Linked DNA regions of Mus musculus: region 2 is linked to region 1. A link is a loop called in an ENCODE intact Hi-C map of the cell type or tissue named here. Cell type or tissue: left cerebral cortex. All regions are shown on one strand. Links, peaks and the distances in the headings refer to the core of each region. The heading gives the core; the rest is flanking DNA.

Region 1 (7,958 bases), core at 926-5,925:
ACAAGCTTATGCCACCATACCCAGTTTAGAGGATGTTGGGGATTGAACCTTGGGTTTTGTGCCTGCTAGGAAAGTACATTGACACTCTACCAACTGGGCTGCATCCCGGCCTCGTGACCTCTTTTGAAGATGAGAACTTTAGCTGCTTTATTACATGGGTGGTTGGAAGCAGAGAGGATTCAACAAACAGCAGAGCAGCCAAGGCAACTCACATCTCGAGTCTACCCACCAATATGTGGCAGCCAGAGAGAGTTTCAGCAGGAAGGTAAATCCCAGACACAAGGCAAGGTGGACCCTGCCACAAGAGCCTTGCTTGCCACCAAGACATCTTCCAACTCCCATATCAGGGACCGCTAGACCACCGTCATTTTGGGTCCTCAGACCTAACTGTTACTTGTCATAATGGCAGGAGCCAGCAAACCCCAGACACCTCCTGCTCCTGCTCACCTTGCCTGGTCAGAGGTGAGCCCAAGGCTCTGAGAAATTCTCAGCTCTGTTGCTTAGTAACAGCAGGGTGACTTTAGGGAACTCTGAAGGAAACAATGGATGGTTCTGCACACCAAGCCACACACACACTCACTGGCTAAAGAGAACTCCCCATGCGCTGGATGGCACGGGTTGCAGCAGGCTGCAGGTTAGATCCCTGGAGTCAGAACTTCTTACCACACTCAAACCAAGACCGCCATTGTTGCGTTTTATGAGACGGGAGGTCTACTTCCAAGCCTGGTTTCTGCATTTACTGTTTGTGACTGGCTTTAAAGACAATATTAGTGGCCTCATTAAAAGGACATTCAAAATCCGGGTGGTGGTGGCACATGCCTTTAATCCCAGCACTTGGGAGGCAGAGGCAGGTGGATTTCTGAGTTCGAGTCCAGCCTGGTCTACAAAGTGAGTTCCAGGACAGCCAGGGCTACACAGAGAAACCCTGTCTTGAAAAACCAAAAAAAAAAAAAAAGGGGGGGGGGCCTCTGGTCCATCAGAGGTGGCGTGAGCCTAAGGAAGACTTCTGAGTACTGAGGCAGAGAAGTCTGACATGGAAGATCCTGGGCTCCTCCAGATCTCAAGCAGACACCTGCACAGCATCCCAACAGCCCAGCATCCAGAGCATTATGGGTAAGAATAGCAGAACCACCGTCTCTGGAACTGTACAGGCAATGAGCCTCAGTGGCTTGTCTGTCCTCCATTTGTGTTCTGAAGTCTCAAGAAATGAAAAGAACTGCAAATTACCCTGACTGTTTTCTTGGGAAAATCTGCTCCAAGGCTCCCCAAGAAGACTCTTCTTCCATACTTACGAATGCTCTCCACGAGGCCCCTCGTGTCCCTAAGACAAACAGGGGCTCCTGAAAACGTCTCCTATACTCACCCACACTTATCCTTTTGTTTCCCCTTCATTCAATAGCCCTGTGGCCCTAACACGGTACCTAGGGCCTCCCCACCAAACAGACAGCAAACTTAGTCCTGGGAGAATGGCCACCTCAATTGCCCCTGCCCTCTAGCTAACTGGAGGGAGCTGGGAGCTGGGCCAGAGCTTCCAGGTCTCCATGGCCACAAGTTCAAAGTGGCATGAGAAAGAACCTCACAGCATTTCTACTTTGGGCCCCCTGGGATTATCTACTAACTAGCCACAAAGTTGGAATCTGCTCCAAAAGGCCTGAATTAGACGGAAAACTCTTAATATAGGGGTCTTAATTAGAACCCTAGCACCAAGGGGACATATTATGCCCCCTGGCAGTGCACAGGAATGCTCCAGCACCTGTGCATGTTGGGGCAGTGTGGTTAGGGTATAGCTTTCACCAGATCCCAAAGAGGCCCTTGGTCTAACTCTGAGACTTGGCCTTCTCCATCTCTCACCAACCCTGAGCTACCCTAACTGCCCAGAGCCTCTGCTTTTCAAGACTGTACCCAGCTGTTTCCTTGTCTCCTGCTCCATCCAGCAAGAGAGTGTGGACGGGTGATTTCCAATCCAACCTTCTGGATGAACCTCTGGTGGCCCAAGCCAAGCTACATAAAGAAAGGTACCATCCCTCCATTTAAACGGAGGTCCCACTTCACATTCGATCCAGCAGGAGCCAAACTTCATAATGAGATGACATCTATAAGATAAGGAGACTCCTAGTATCACACACTGCCTTCAAACAGCATACATAGTTAACTCCATAGGTCTGTAAAGAACCTTAGGGCTGGGAGGGCCAGAGCAACTCCAGAACCCCTTCTCCTGGGCCAGGTGGCTCAGGGTGTTGCAAGGTGTATTTCCTGGGTTTCAGGCTACTGAGGACCAGGTGGTGACCAAGGCACATGGTCTTCTATCCGACGTCACCTCTAGGGTATCTCATCACTATCTTCCCAATTATCCACCCCCACCCTCTATTCTTACAATAAGTAAATAAACAAACAAATAAAGGAAATCTAAAAATCTCTCTTCCTTAAAACACCCTCTCCAGGAATTTAATAGCAGTATGAATTTCTTGAAGCTGAAACTTTTTATTAAGGAAAGAAAATGGACAAGCCCATGCTGGGGTGGCAAGCCACCAACCATTCAGAGAGAAACCCAAGAGCGCTGAAGGAATAAAGGCAAGCCCCGGCCCCCTGGAGCTCAGCGCCCCAGGCACTCAGAGTTCGAGGGGCGGGGGAGCAGGGGCGGGGACAGCGCATTCTGAACTTTCTCCAGCCGGGTCGCGGAGAGACGCAGCTCCCAGGGGACCGGGTGGGACCAGAAAAGGCTGAACCGACCGGTGACCACGGCGGGAGCAGGAAACGATTCTCCCCTCCCCCTAAAAGGAGTTCAGCTCCCAACCCAGGCCCCCGCCTCGCCATCGCCATTCAGGCTGCGCCCCCAAGCCCGGGCGAAGCCGGGAGGGTGTCCACACAAAGCGGGGAACCGGGGAGCAGAGAGACCCGGGTTGAGCAGGCTCCCCAAGGCCTCGCGTCCCTTCCTCGCGGCGCCGGCTGGCCGGCGACCACCCCTCGGATCGCGGCCCCGGGATCCTCCGCACGCTCCCTGTGCCCAGGACCAGGAACGAGGCGGGCAGCGGCGGAGGGAGGGCGGCCGGGGACCTGCCGCGGGCTCCCGGGCAGCCTTGGCCACCGCGCGAGGACTCAAACTCGCGACGGCCCGGCCCTCGCGGCCGCGCCTCGGCGATGCTCCCGGGGAAGGTGGGGCCACCGGGCCGGGGTGGAGCGCGGCGCCCGCGAGCTCGCGCTAGGGGCGGCGAGAGCGAATCGGGGTCTTACCGAGCACCGCACGCGCGTCCGCTCCCGCGGGGCCGCTGGGGTCGGGCGGCGGGGGAGGGGCGCGGTCCCGCGGCGGCAGCGGCAGCCCGGCTTGGTGGCGCGGCGGCGCGGCTGGGCGCCGGGAGGCGGAGAAAGCGAGGCGAGGCCGGCTTCCTAGCGGCGGGCGGCGAGAAATGCAGCTGTCCCTGCGAAGCTGCCGGCGGGGCCACAAGTGGGGCGCGCGGGGAGGAGCGGGGCTGCGCGCGCGGCGGGGCTCAGGCTGCGACACCCCCAGACCCTCTCCCCAGGACTGGAAGCAGGAATAGGGATCCCGAGGCCAATGCGGTTGCGCAGGATACGGGGCAAGGGGAGAGGGATAAGGGGCAAGGGGCCTCTGAGGACACTGGGACAGTCTCCTCTGTGCATTCCTGCACAGACCGCTCCTCTTGAGGACTTGTGATCTTCCCTTTATGGCCCGGTGTGATGCGCTTGGGCTCTGCCGACTTGGGAAGCACCTTAAGGGGTTGTTAAAGCAAGGAGACCTGAGACGTGGGAAATTTGGGAAAGAGGGGGACCTAAATGCAAGGCTGACCTGAGAGTTTGCAGACATACACGAGGAGCCACTAGTGAGGGCTGTAGAAGATGCACGAACCTCTCTGGGCTTGGGGACATCAGGAGTGTGGGAAAGTGGCAGCTCTGCGGAGTTAGAGTTCAGGAAATAAAATGTAATATTGAGGCCAGAGGAAATCGTGAAGTTGATTAGGAAAATCAAAGTTACCACCCACTAACATCTTATCTCCACCCAGCATTCGCCATTACTTCAAAGGCTTCTGAGCCTCGATAAGGGATTCCACAAACGTTTTAATAAACGGTCGATCAACTGGTTAATTTTCCAAGTGGTTTGGTTTTGTGCACTAATTTGGAGATGAGAAAAGGGAACAGAGGGAATGATGGAAGAGCCTGCCCATTTGTGTGTGGAGCCCTGCACACAGCCCTCTCCTCTTCCGAAGACTTACAATCTTTGCTGAGAAGTCTGGGCATGCTCACCCAAGAGACATCTGATGGTGAAAATCACAAACCAAGGCCCCAGAGTCTCCATCCTTTGCTTGTCAAGGGTAATTTCTTCAGCGAGGTGGAATCTGAGGATACCCTGGGAGAAACCCCACCTCTGAGAATCCCTTGTTCCCTTCGGCCCCTCTGCCCATGCCCCTTCACCCGGCTTCCGGGAACCCTCACACTATCAGGACCCCACGTGAAAAATTCTGACTCTGAAGTCCTCCGATGTGGCTGCTGACTGAGATGTCACCAAGCGCTCAGGATTTATCCTCTCGGCCAGTAAAGCCTAGATGATGGTATCGAGTTTGTCACTTTATACTGTAGTGTTAACTTCACCTGTCACTTTTCTGCTTATTGGCAGAATCTTTCTCTAATCTGTCCCAGTCACTTTGACATTTCAGGACTTGGGGTTGGGGTGGGGGCTACCAATCTGGAGATTTTCCTGTTTGTGCGTGCCTCTAGGATGCTTATGAAATGTATTTTCATTCAAGTCGTTAGCAAAGCCAGCTAGTCGCTGTGATTGTCACCCTTGAAGTAGCCTGTCTGTGAGCTTTTCAATGTCCTCCTTTGGGGTCGATTCCGGAAGCAGCTTCCCAGTCCTGCCTCCCTACACCCCCACCCCCACCTCCACCCCTGCTTCTCATACCCAGAGCAACTTCACTCTCCCCTACTGCTGCTCTGAGCACCTAGAGGCTCAGGTTAGGTTCTCTTGCAACCCAGCCCCTCTTATCTGCTGCCTGCCTCAGGTCTCCAGCATCAGGTCCCTTGGAGATCTCATGGAGGCTAACAACAAACTCAAAACCATTCCTCCCTCATCTAAACGCCACCTCTTGGCACAGAGGCTAACCAGCTCAGTCCCTGCCCTCCCTCTTCCTGGGTATTCTGTTGCTCTCCAGCTGTAGCCATCCTTCCTTCCCTTTCCCCTACTTCTTCCCACAGCTGCTGCCTGGCTCCAGCCCCTGTGCTCTGCTCTCCACAGCTGGTGAGAGACCCGTCCTGCTCTCTAGCCAAACTTCCTGCCTGCTTCAGAGAACTCCAATCCGTTCTTTCTTTCCACCGTCCCCTTTCTGCTTCAAGCCTACCAACACTTCAAGATGCCCCCTTTTAAACTAATCCTGTCCTGATCCTGCCCTGCCCGCAAGCCATCGCCCTAGTAATGTCATCTCATCCGAAGTAGACTTCCTCTAAAATGGAGACGCATATCTCTTACTTGTTCCAGCCTCATTCTAGCTTTTCTTTCCTGCGGTCTGGCCTTCTTCCCCAGTCATCCCAGGAGCTACACTCTGTGGGAGGCCCTGGCAGGAACCTGGTTGTCTAAACCCATGAACCTCCTGCTTACCCCACTTCTTGGCTCTGATACAACCCCAGGTGCTTTTAAGGCTTCTTTGAAATTTCTCCCACCCCACAGATTGCCCATCCTACAAGGTTTCCCCAACAACCCCCACGCTTCTTCAGTAGCCTTCTCTAGCACCCAATTCCTTCCTGCTCTTCCAACAAACTAGGTCCTAGGATGTGTTCACAGAGGTTAATAGTTTTCAGTGGGCACCAAACTTTAGGACTTCTTCAACCTGCTACATGACTTTGGGGCCAGGCACTTAACTCTCTGTGCCTCAGGTCCCTTACTTGTGCTGATTAAGGTCTAGTTCATTTAATGTATTTGGGTGTTTTGCCTGCATTCACATGTGTGCCTAAAGAAGGCATCAGATCCCCTGGAACTGGAGTTACAGATGGTTGTGAGCCATCATGTGGATGCTGAGAATCAAACCCAGGTCCTCTGGAAGAGCATCCAGTGATGTTTAACACAGAGTACAAGTTGGCAAGGTATGTTTAGGGCCATTTCAAAAATTTCTGGAATCTGTTCTAATCCCAAGCAAAAATCCACTTAATATTTCTTGAGACAGGATCTCAACTACATAACACTGGCTGTTCTGAAATTCACTGTGTAGACCAGACCTATCTCAAACTCCCAGGGATCCACCCACATATGCCCAATGAGTGCTGGGATTAAAGGCCGCTGCCACTATGCCTAGTTTCATTTAATACTGTCTATGAAAGTCAAGTCAGCAACCTCCAACAGCAATTTTTTTAAAAAATCAAACACTCTAACAAATAACAGTGATTTGATCCATTCTTGGGAGTGACAAATTAAAACTCTTTGTTTTCTATAATTAAACTACTTTGATTCTATTTAAAAAAAAAAAAAACAGGAAACTTTGCATATAAAGAATGCAACTCTTTTTTTTTTTTTCCCCCGAGACAGGGTTTCTCTGTACAGCCCTGGCTGTCCTGGAACTCACTCTGTAGACCAGGCTGGCCTCGAACTCAGAAATCTGCCTGCCTCTGCCTTCCGAGTACTGGGATTAAAGGCGTGCGCCACCACTGCCCGGCAGAATGCAACTCTTAATGTATAATAAATATTCTTGAATTCCAGCCAATGTGATTCTGGGTGTATTAGCTGGATTTTGTTTTTGTTTTTTTGTTTTCTGCGGTGATATTGGTGATGTGAAATGTGTGTGTTGTATGTTCAGAACAAAGTCTCTGTTGAAGCGTGGATACGACACGCGTGAATGCTGCCAGAAAAGGCTCAGGTTCATTGAGTGTTTGATTTCAAATTAATTTTGGGTCACTGCATTCAGAAACCTTTTACTATTTCCAAAAATTGTGTAACCTTCGCATTCAGTTATGCAACCCAATCTGGGGCTGTGGCCTACAGTGTGAGAAGGTGAGCACGGAGGCACGGGGCCAACAAAACATGTATATGTATTATTATATATTACATAACATATCATAGAAGAGGATTTACTGGCAGAGGGTGGTGGTTCACACCTTTAAACCCAGAAGTGGGAGGCAGAGGCAGGTGGATCTCTGAGTTGAGGCCACTCTGGTCTACAGAGTGAGTTCTAGGACCGCCAGGGCTACCCAGAGAGACACTGTCTTGAAAACATAAAAAAAAAAATAAAAGTAAGATAAAAATAATCAAAAAAGTTAAAGGGGATTTATTAGGCTGATTCACATGATAGGAACTAGGTAATCCAGAAATGGTGGTCTGTATGCTGGAGAAACCGAGAACCCAGGAGTTGCTCAGACCCAGAAGTGCGATGCCACCGTAGTCCTGAGGACATGCACCAAGATCTCTGGTGAGAGTGAAGCCATATTGACAGGCCTGTGATGCCGATGTCTGAGCTCCACAGCAGTGATACCTACTCAGAAAGGAAGAAAGGCTAGCATGCATCCTCTCCCCTCAGACTTCTCTTTGATCTGGGCTGCAGTGAGGGTGGGTCTTTCCCTTCAGTCGTCTCTTAGTACATTTGTCTCCTCAGGGAGCATCCTAAGAGAAACCCCGGTGTAGATATCTCATGGTCCAAAACCACCATCGCTGACTGGAACCTGGTAAGCTGAGCGTCCACATTAACCTTCCTCTTGTCAGGTCTTCCCAGGGTGCCTTTCTTCTATTCTCCTTCCTGTCCTACTCGACCCCACCTACATGTGCTAGAACCAACTGTGGATGCTTTCTGCTCCCGTACTGCAACAGGGGAGGTGATGGGTGCCTCTGTCTAGTCTCTGTCCATGCTAAGCTCAGGCCACTGGGGCATTTATCATTATGCGTGATATTATTATTATTATGCACGAGGCTGATGCACAGCTGTTGCCCAACAGCTGGGCTCCAGGGAAGACAGGATGCTTCTTCACCT
Region 2 (7,958 bases), core at 1,154-6,153, 48 kb before region 1:
AAAAGGAGGAGGAAGAGGAAGAAGAAGGAAAAGAAGAAGAAATGAAGGAGGAGGAAGGGAAGGAGGAAGAGGAAGAGGAAGAAGAAGAAAAAGAAGAAATAGAAGAGGAAGAGGAAGAGGAGGAGGAGGAGGAGGAAGAGGAGGAGGAAGAGGAAGGGGAAGGGGAGGGGGAAGAGGAGGGGGAGGGAAAAGAGGCACCTGCCACCAAGCCTGGAAACCTAAATTCAATCCTGGAGGCTTGAACATGGTGAAAGGAAAGAGAGTCAGCCAACTCCCAACTCCCAAAAGTTGTTCTCTGACCAAGCATGTGGCGTGCCAGAGCATACATAGCCTTACCCTCTGCTCTCCTCCCCGCTCCTCCCGGCAGCCACTGAACACACAGTAAATAAATAAATAAATGTAATAATCAAATTCCTTTAACAAACAAACAACAACCAAACCCACAGAATCACATCTCAGCCATCAGCCCTGGTAAGAAAGACATGAGATGTAGTTAATTCTGAGGAAAGAGGAAGGGAGGGAAGAGATGTGGTTACCAGGGAGAAAAGTCAGTGAAGAAAAAAAACCCAAAATATCCTCTGCTCTTTTTTGTTTTGTTTTTGTTTTGTTTTGTTTTTTTCAAGACAGGGTTTCTCTGTATAGCCCTGGCTGTCCTGGAACTCACTCTGTAGACCAGGCTGGCCTCAAACTCAGAAATCCGCCTGCCTCTGCCTCCCAAGTGCTGGGATTAAAGGCGTGCGCCACCATGCCCGGTTAAAACCTCTGTTCTTATTTTTTTTTAATATTTATTTATTTATTAAATGTAAGTACACTGTAGCTGTCTTCAGACACACCAGAAGAGGGCATCAGATTTCATTACAGATGGTTATGAGCCACCATGTGGTTGCTGGGATTTGAACTCACGACCTTTGGAAGAGCAGTCGGCGCTCTTAACCGCTGAGCCATCTCACCAGCCCACCTCTGTTCTTATAACAGCAATGTAAACAATAAGAAGACAGGTTTCATGTGAGGCATGGTGGTGCATGCTTCCAATCATGCTACATAACAAGCTCGAGGCCAGCCTGGATTACATGAAATCCTCGGGCTGGTCACAGGCCCTAGGGAATGGCCACCCATTCCCCCACTCCCCACTCCACCTTGCAAGGTCCCCAGGAGGTGAAGTCTTCATTCTATTTCTGCCTACACCTCATCAGAGCTTAACCCTGAAGTCCTGAAAGAAATTAGAAGTGAGGGCCCTGTTTCTGTCAAAGACAAAATAAAACACTCTCTGGGGCGCTACGCTGCCTTTCTCTGAGGGTCTCAGCTCTCTTAGATAGCACCCCCTCCTTTCATCCACCCCTATCCTCCTACCCTGCTCCCCGGAATCTACAGGGTGGCAGCCAAAGACAGACAACAGTCAGTAGGCTTGTTTAGAGATGCTGTTCCTTGGGCACTCTGGACGCCCAGCGCCAGTAGGCCACCCACCAGGTCCCACTCACCCCTCCAGCCCCCCTCAAAGCGGCTGTGTTTGTAAAGGGCTTTCCGGGGCAGGAAGCAATAAACAGTCAAGGAGCCAAGACACAGGGGCTGACGACTCCGTTTATGGATTTTCCAGGCCTCTGTGTCCTCTCTCCCAGCAGTTGCCCAGGGCTCTGCCGAGAAAGGTACTGGCAAAAGCTGGGCCTTGGCTTCCCGGGTGGCTTTGTGCCAGACCTAAATAGGTCTTTCTGAGCATGGGAAGGGACTAAGTGCCTTGGGGCCCCTCTAAGCTCTCATAGTGAATACCCTTTCCTCCAATACTGCTAGAGCCTGGTGTGGACTTGTGTTTGTGTGCACTCGAACGTGTATGCACCCCCACACTCAGCCTGCTCCCCCCCACACACACACACACACAAACTCTGGCTGAGTTCCTTGCTGAAGTGAAACCTGGTATTCCCAGAGGGGAAGGTGGCCTGACCTGTCTGTCAACCTCCTCAGGCCAGGTGGGTGGCCCTCCAGCAAGACGGAGCTCACAGTTCTGCTTATTAGAGCAATGGGGGTGGGGGTGGGGGGTGATTTAGGAAAAGCTGAGACTGTGGGAAGGTGGCTCTGGGATCCTGGCTTCCAGTGCAAGGCTCAACCGACCCTGCATTCTCCACATAGACTGCAATCTGGAGAACATGTGCCAACAGAGAAATCACCCACGTCTTATCTCTCAGTGGCAGCAACTAACAAAAGCAACGGGTGATGGGGTACAAGGCCGCCACCTTGATTTATTTTTAGTTTATTCATTAATTTTTGTTTGCTGTTTTGAGACAGGGTTTCTTTGTATAACAGCCCTGGCTGTCCTGGAACTCTCTTTGTAGACCTAGCCTCAGACTCAAAGAGATCACCTGCCTCTTCCTCGATTGAGTGCTGGGATTGAAGGCATGTGCCATGATGTTTTATTTTTAACACAGATCCTCAGGTAGCTCAGGCTGGCTTCAAACTTGCCATGCAGCCAAGGTAACCTCAACTGATCCTTGAACTGATCCTCCCTCCTCCTTCCACTGCGTGAGAGCAGGGATCACAGATGTGCCCCATCACACCAGGCTCCTCCTGTTACTTCTATAGTTTAAAAAGATTTTAAAATATTAAATGCAGTATCAGTAGGAATATAAAGAGGTTCAGCGTGCCAAAATGATTGCTAGAGCCTCAAAAAGTGGAAAACAGAATTCTCATGTGGTCCGGTCATTCTGCTCATAAGTACCCTTACAAAAGAGTTGAAACTGGAGTACAAACAGGTCATTACCCCAATATAGATAGAAGCACTGCCCGTAATAGCCTACAGGCTGAAATAACTCAAGTGTCCATCAAATGAATAAGCAAAGGGTAGCACACACACTCACACACACACATACAACAACAACAACAACAACAATGGAACATTACTCAACTAGAGAGAGATTCTGATATATGCTATAATATGAATGAACCTTGAAAATATGTTAAATTAAATAAGCCAGACCTGAAGGACACACAGTATATGGTTTGTCTCCCATGAGACACCCAAAACAGGCAAGATCAGAGGTTTTCCGGGTCTCGGGGACTGGGGAGTTATCTACTGTGCACAGCTCTCTGGATAATGATAAGGTTCTATAAATGGACAGCGGTGATGATTGCACAACAGAGGGAATGCACTAAATGCCATAGAGCTGGGCCTTAGAAAATGGTTACGGAGCTGGGGGTGTAACTCAGTGTGCCACACGCATGAAGCCCTGGGTTTATTCCCAGCACTGTTCAAACCATCTGTAATGATACACACCTGTCATCTCAGTGCACAGGACGTGTGCAGGAGGGCCAGAGGTTCTAGGTCATCCTCAGCTGCATGGCAGGTTGGAGGCCGGCCTAGGCTACATGAGACATAACTCAGCCCCAACCAACCAACCAACCAACCAACCAACCAACCAACCAAGGGCCCAGAGTGACGTTTCGGGGGGACTACATATTCTTGGGAAATAGCCAAGTCTGTCTATTTGAATTTGATCTTAGGATCCACATAACAGAAGGAGACAACTGACTCGTAAGTTGTCCTCTGATCTCCACACACTTTTGGGGACACACACACACTGAATCAATATAATTTAATTTTTAAGGTTAAATGATGACAGTTATATTATATATATTTTGCGCGCACACACACAAACACACAGAGAGAGAGAGAGAGAGGTGCATCCTGTATCCTTGGGTAGAATGAGGTGTAGGTTTTAGAGGACTGGGAAGCAGGCACACAAGGGAGCACTACTTGGGACATTCAGACAGCAATCAGCACACAGGAAATCCTGGCTAGCACAGAGGAGCTCTGTCGCCATCTGCGCAGAGTAGGCTGGGATACAATGGCACTCCTGTTGATGAGGACTCTTCCCATGGCCTGCAGAGTCGTACATGCCACTGGGCTGGGGGGAGACAGAAGTGCATGCAGGGTTACTTCCTGGACATTTGAAATTGATGGGATGTGATATCCTGGGAGATTTCAAGTTTGTGTGCAAGAAAAGGAGGCATGTATCTGGGAGCCTTGGACGGAGGGAGAATCTGGTGTCGGAAGTAAAGGGCCAACAGCCTAGCCTGAGAGAACCAGGGGCATCAAGCTAGAGGCTGCCGTGGTAGGCACAGACCACTCACTCAGAGGACAAGGATGGCAGAATGCTTCCAGGCTCTAGGCGTGGGAAAGTGGGGGTGGAAACTAAGAGAAAAGACCCATCTGGTAAATACAGATGCTCCTTGCTGCTGGAGCCTCATCCTGAGAAACCCACTGTGGACTGGAAATATCATCAGTCATAAACGCATTCCATACACCTACCTTCCAGATACCATAGCGCTACATGCCTTGAATGAGCTCTGAATACTTATGTTAGCCTACAGCTGGGCACAGAAATCTGACACAAAGCCTGCTTTATACTGATCGTTGACAAGCTCGTGTAACGTGTTGAATGCCACACTGAAAGTAAGACACAGACCTGCTGCACGGGTACACATTCATTCCATCATGAACTTGGAAAGTCCAAGGTAGAACCATCAAAAGCGGGCTCATCTGTACCCCGTGCACACGTCTATAAAACATGGTAGTGTCTTGCAAAAGATCAAAATCTCTCTTACTTAAGGCCAGAACTTTGGATCCTCAATAAGAAATGGCAGCAAACAGCCAGTGGGGCTGTGCACTCTCATGGCTGGGCTGCACACACGTGCACCCGTCACCGATCATAAATGGATGCTGGTTCCCCTTTCCTAGAGGGGATGTGTAAGGGAGCCTGGGCTTGCCTGAATGGGATGTCATGCTCTGAGGCCTGGGATTGCCCAAGGCAGACTTGCTGGAGCATGGTTTCCTGCTTGCTTATCTCTGTCACACAAGGACAAGAAGAAGTCCGGTGGAGGTGGGGGCACTTGTGGTCAATGGTAGCTCTGCTTCACTCGAGATAAGATTTCAACAGTGAACTTTTATACAATGACATGGCATCTAGAGCATCCTGTTGCCAGGTAGCATTGGTTCTTGTGTGTGCGTAATCTCGAGCGTGTGCACAAGCCCCCCGTGTGTATACATGCATGTGCAAGAGTGCATAAGGGGAGGGCAAACAGGTTTGAAAGATTTCTGGCATGACCCTATGGCCTTCTAAGAAACCCACTTCTAGAACTTTCCTTCACAAAAAGGTAGTCACTAGTCATGTGTGGCAATAAGACATTTTTATTTAAATTTAAACTAAATAAGATCATATCTGCACTTCCTCAGTGCACAAACCACTTCCTGCCATGCTCGCTTTCCTGTGTGTGTGTGTGTGTGTGTGTGTGTGTGTGTGTGTGTGTGTGTAAGCTCACATGTGTGCACATGCCTGGGGAGGCCCACGGTTGATGTCACGTGCTTCTGTGTACACTCTCCACTTTACATATTACAGTAAGTTCTCTCAATGGCACCCACAGCTTGCTGGTTCAGCATCTACCCAGGCAGCACACGCACTCTGGGGATTCCATGTCTCTGCCTCCCAAGCTCTGGGATTCCTACCTCGCAGCATTTATTGTCTAAGAACTCTGGTCCTCACACTGCACTGACATTCCTGTGGATAACGGCTATCATGATGAACAGCACATATGTCAGGCCATCAGGCAGCCCTGCAACCCAGAGGCAGGTCCAGCTCCTGGACAAAGCCTCGATTTACTCTACCTGCAAGTGATCCATCCCAATTATGAGAGCAGACAGGGGACTATGGCTAGTCATCTCCAAAAGATGTCATCTGTGTCTTTCCACCGCTGGTGACCCCTGCCTCCTCAGATCAAAACTTTGGCTGGCTCCTAGGGAACCTTCCACCTAGGCAGAGGGAAGCAGAAGCCCGGAGGAAGTGTGAGACTCAGCTAGCCTTAGGTAGGCAGGTAGGCGGGTGTGGGGGTCATGTCTTAGGACCATCAAGAGTCCCCCACTGTCCCTCTCCTGGGAGCATCTGGGCATGGCTCTGCCTTTTCCAGTGCAATAGGAAGAAAAGAGAAAGTGGAAAGTTGGGGCAGGAGGATGACTGTGGGGCATGTGCTTAAGAAAGATCACACATACACACACACACACACACACACACACACACACACACACACACACACCCCAAGGAACCTATGATCAGAAGAAGTAAATGAAGATAAAGAGGTTTTTAACAACTCTCTGTTAAACTCTATGTTTAAAACTCTGTATGTTGTCCTATATTTTGACCAGAGAAGAGGAAGGGAGAGGGAGACTGAAGGAAATGGGAGGGAGTGACTGAGCCTCTTCCATCCATGCAAAGCACACGTGTACACTTCTATCCTCCTCCTCCTTCCTCCTCCCCCTCCTCCCCCCTCTCCTCCTCATCATCACCTTTCAGTGGTCTACACCCCAGCCATTACCACCCTCATTTAACCAGCCTCCTTGAGAACTTCTCCATTTGAGTCAATGCACAGTCCTCGGACAGCACCTTTTCTCCCCAGCTGGTCTCAGCTTAGCCCTGGAAGTCAATCCAGCTGACGAATAAATCTGCATATTTCATGCTGGACTAGATTTCGGGCTGAGGCTGAAGAGACACTATACTAAATATTGGAACAAGGGAAGATAGAGACCCTGCGAGTCTGCCTGTTCATGCATCCCGAGTAGGCTTCTTTTTCAAATCCCTTTTTTCTGGAGGCTGGAAATCGAGGCAGGATCTCAAGTAGCCCGTGAGATCTCAGGAACTCACAATGCCACTGAGATTTTTGATCCCCCTGCCTCCACTTTCCAAGTGCTCGAATCAGAGGTCTGTACTAAGTAAGACAGTCGGTTTACGTGATGCTGGGGTTCAAACCCAAGGCTTTGTGCAGGTTAGGCAAGCTCTGAGCTACATCCCTGCCCCCAGCTTTAAAAGCAATGTACATGTGCCACGGAATGCATGTGGATGTCAGAGAACAATTCGTTTTAGTCGGTTTTCTCCCACTATGTGGTTTGGGGGAATCAAACTCATGTGGTCAGGCTTGGTGGCAACGCCTTCTGAGTTTTTGCCAGCCTGTGAGCCAACCTGCCAGCCCCTCACCCTTGAAAAAATTAAATAGATACCGAAAACTGAAAAACAACAACAACAACAAAAAAAAAAACCATATAAGCGTAATGAATTATCATGCAGCAAACACCTTGTAACTACCCACATCAAACACAACTGTGGGAGCTGAAGAAACAGCTCAGTGGCCAAGAGCACCGGCTGCTCTTCCAGAGGACCCTCGTTTGATTCCCAGCACCCACACAAGTGGCTCACAACTACCTATCTGTAACTCCAATCCTAATGGAATTGCGGCTGCGCCGGAACCCTCTGCGTGCACCGCACCTTGGCTGCTGCCATCCCTGCCATTGTCTGTCAAGGGTGCTTCCCAGGGCAGAGGACTTTACTCTGTCCGTTAGTGTATTCCTTTCCTGTGGGGAAGGTGTAGGGAGAGAACTGGTTGCCTTGCCTATTTGTTTGTCTGCTTACAAGCTTGCTTGACACAGGGTCACCTTTAGCCCAGGCTAGCTTTTCACTCCATATATAGTTAAAGGCTGGTCTTGAACACACAGTCCTCCTGTCTCTGCTGTGTTAGTGCTGGGATTACCATGTGCTGGGTGCACCACGTCCGACCAACTCCATTGCTTATTTTTAAGTCCACTTTAATTTGCTGCTTCTCCCCGATCTCTTTTTGTCCTTACAATTTGCCTGTTGAAGAAGAAGCTTCCTCTAGGTAGGGTCCCTGCCCCACCCCTCCCTGAGCCTGCAGTTCATGAAGCCCTCCTGGATTTGATCCCCAACACCACCACAAAAATACCTAGCCAAAGAAAGGTGGTAAATAAACTAATATGTAAATAGCATTTGAAATGCATTAGGAAAAAAAAAATCTCTCTCTTTTTTTTTTCACAGAGACCAAGCATTACAGAACATGAGTTACGGTAGAAGTCTATAGAAAACACTCTGAAGAATTCTCCCAAGTGTTGCCACCCGCAGCCCCTGAGACTG

What was found. Hi-C counts contacts between places; a loop is a spot of excess contacts. Peaks named below come from ENCODE experiments on the same cell type or tissue, not always from the same donor. Only the 100,000 strongest peaks of a DNase experiment are listed, where the experiment ranks them.
Region 2: it touches region 1 in a loop (1.9-fold over the local background); 5 of 42 quality-filtered maps call a loop at or near these places.

The regions. Positions count from the first base shown.
Region 1 is chr11:88,094,617-88,102,574 of GRCm38, reverse strand. It overlaps Cuedc1 (CUE domain containing 1), which reads right to left and starts at 3,429. Exons shown (of 11, transcript NM_198013.3): 1 at 3,232-3,429. It overlaps 2210416O15Rik (RIKEN cDNA 2210416O15 gene), which reads right to left and starts at 4,517. Exons shown (of 4, transcript NR_045499.1): 1 at 4,447-4,517; 2 at 4,258-4,360; 3 at 3,823-3,906; 4 at 2,468-3,713. In left cerebral cortex, for the core only: a CTCF peak has its summit at 3,406; DNase peaks (open chromatin) are centred at 2,711, 3,364, 3,808 and 5,154; H3K4me3 peaks cover 1,798 bases; H3K27ac peaks cover 2,101 bases.
Region 2 is chr11:88,142,710-88,150,667 of GRCm38, reverse strand. The region is part of intron 1 of Cuedc1 (CUE domain containing 1); the gene reads right to left. Among named protein-coding and RNA genes, the nearest start is that of Cuedc1, 48 kb to the right of the region's middle. In left cerebral cortex, for the core only: no CTCF peak of the experiment used is centred there; DNase peaks (open chromatin) are centred at 1,580, 3,859 and 4,210; H3K27ac peaks cover 1,118 bases.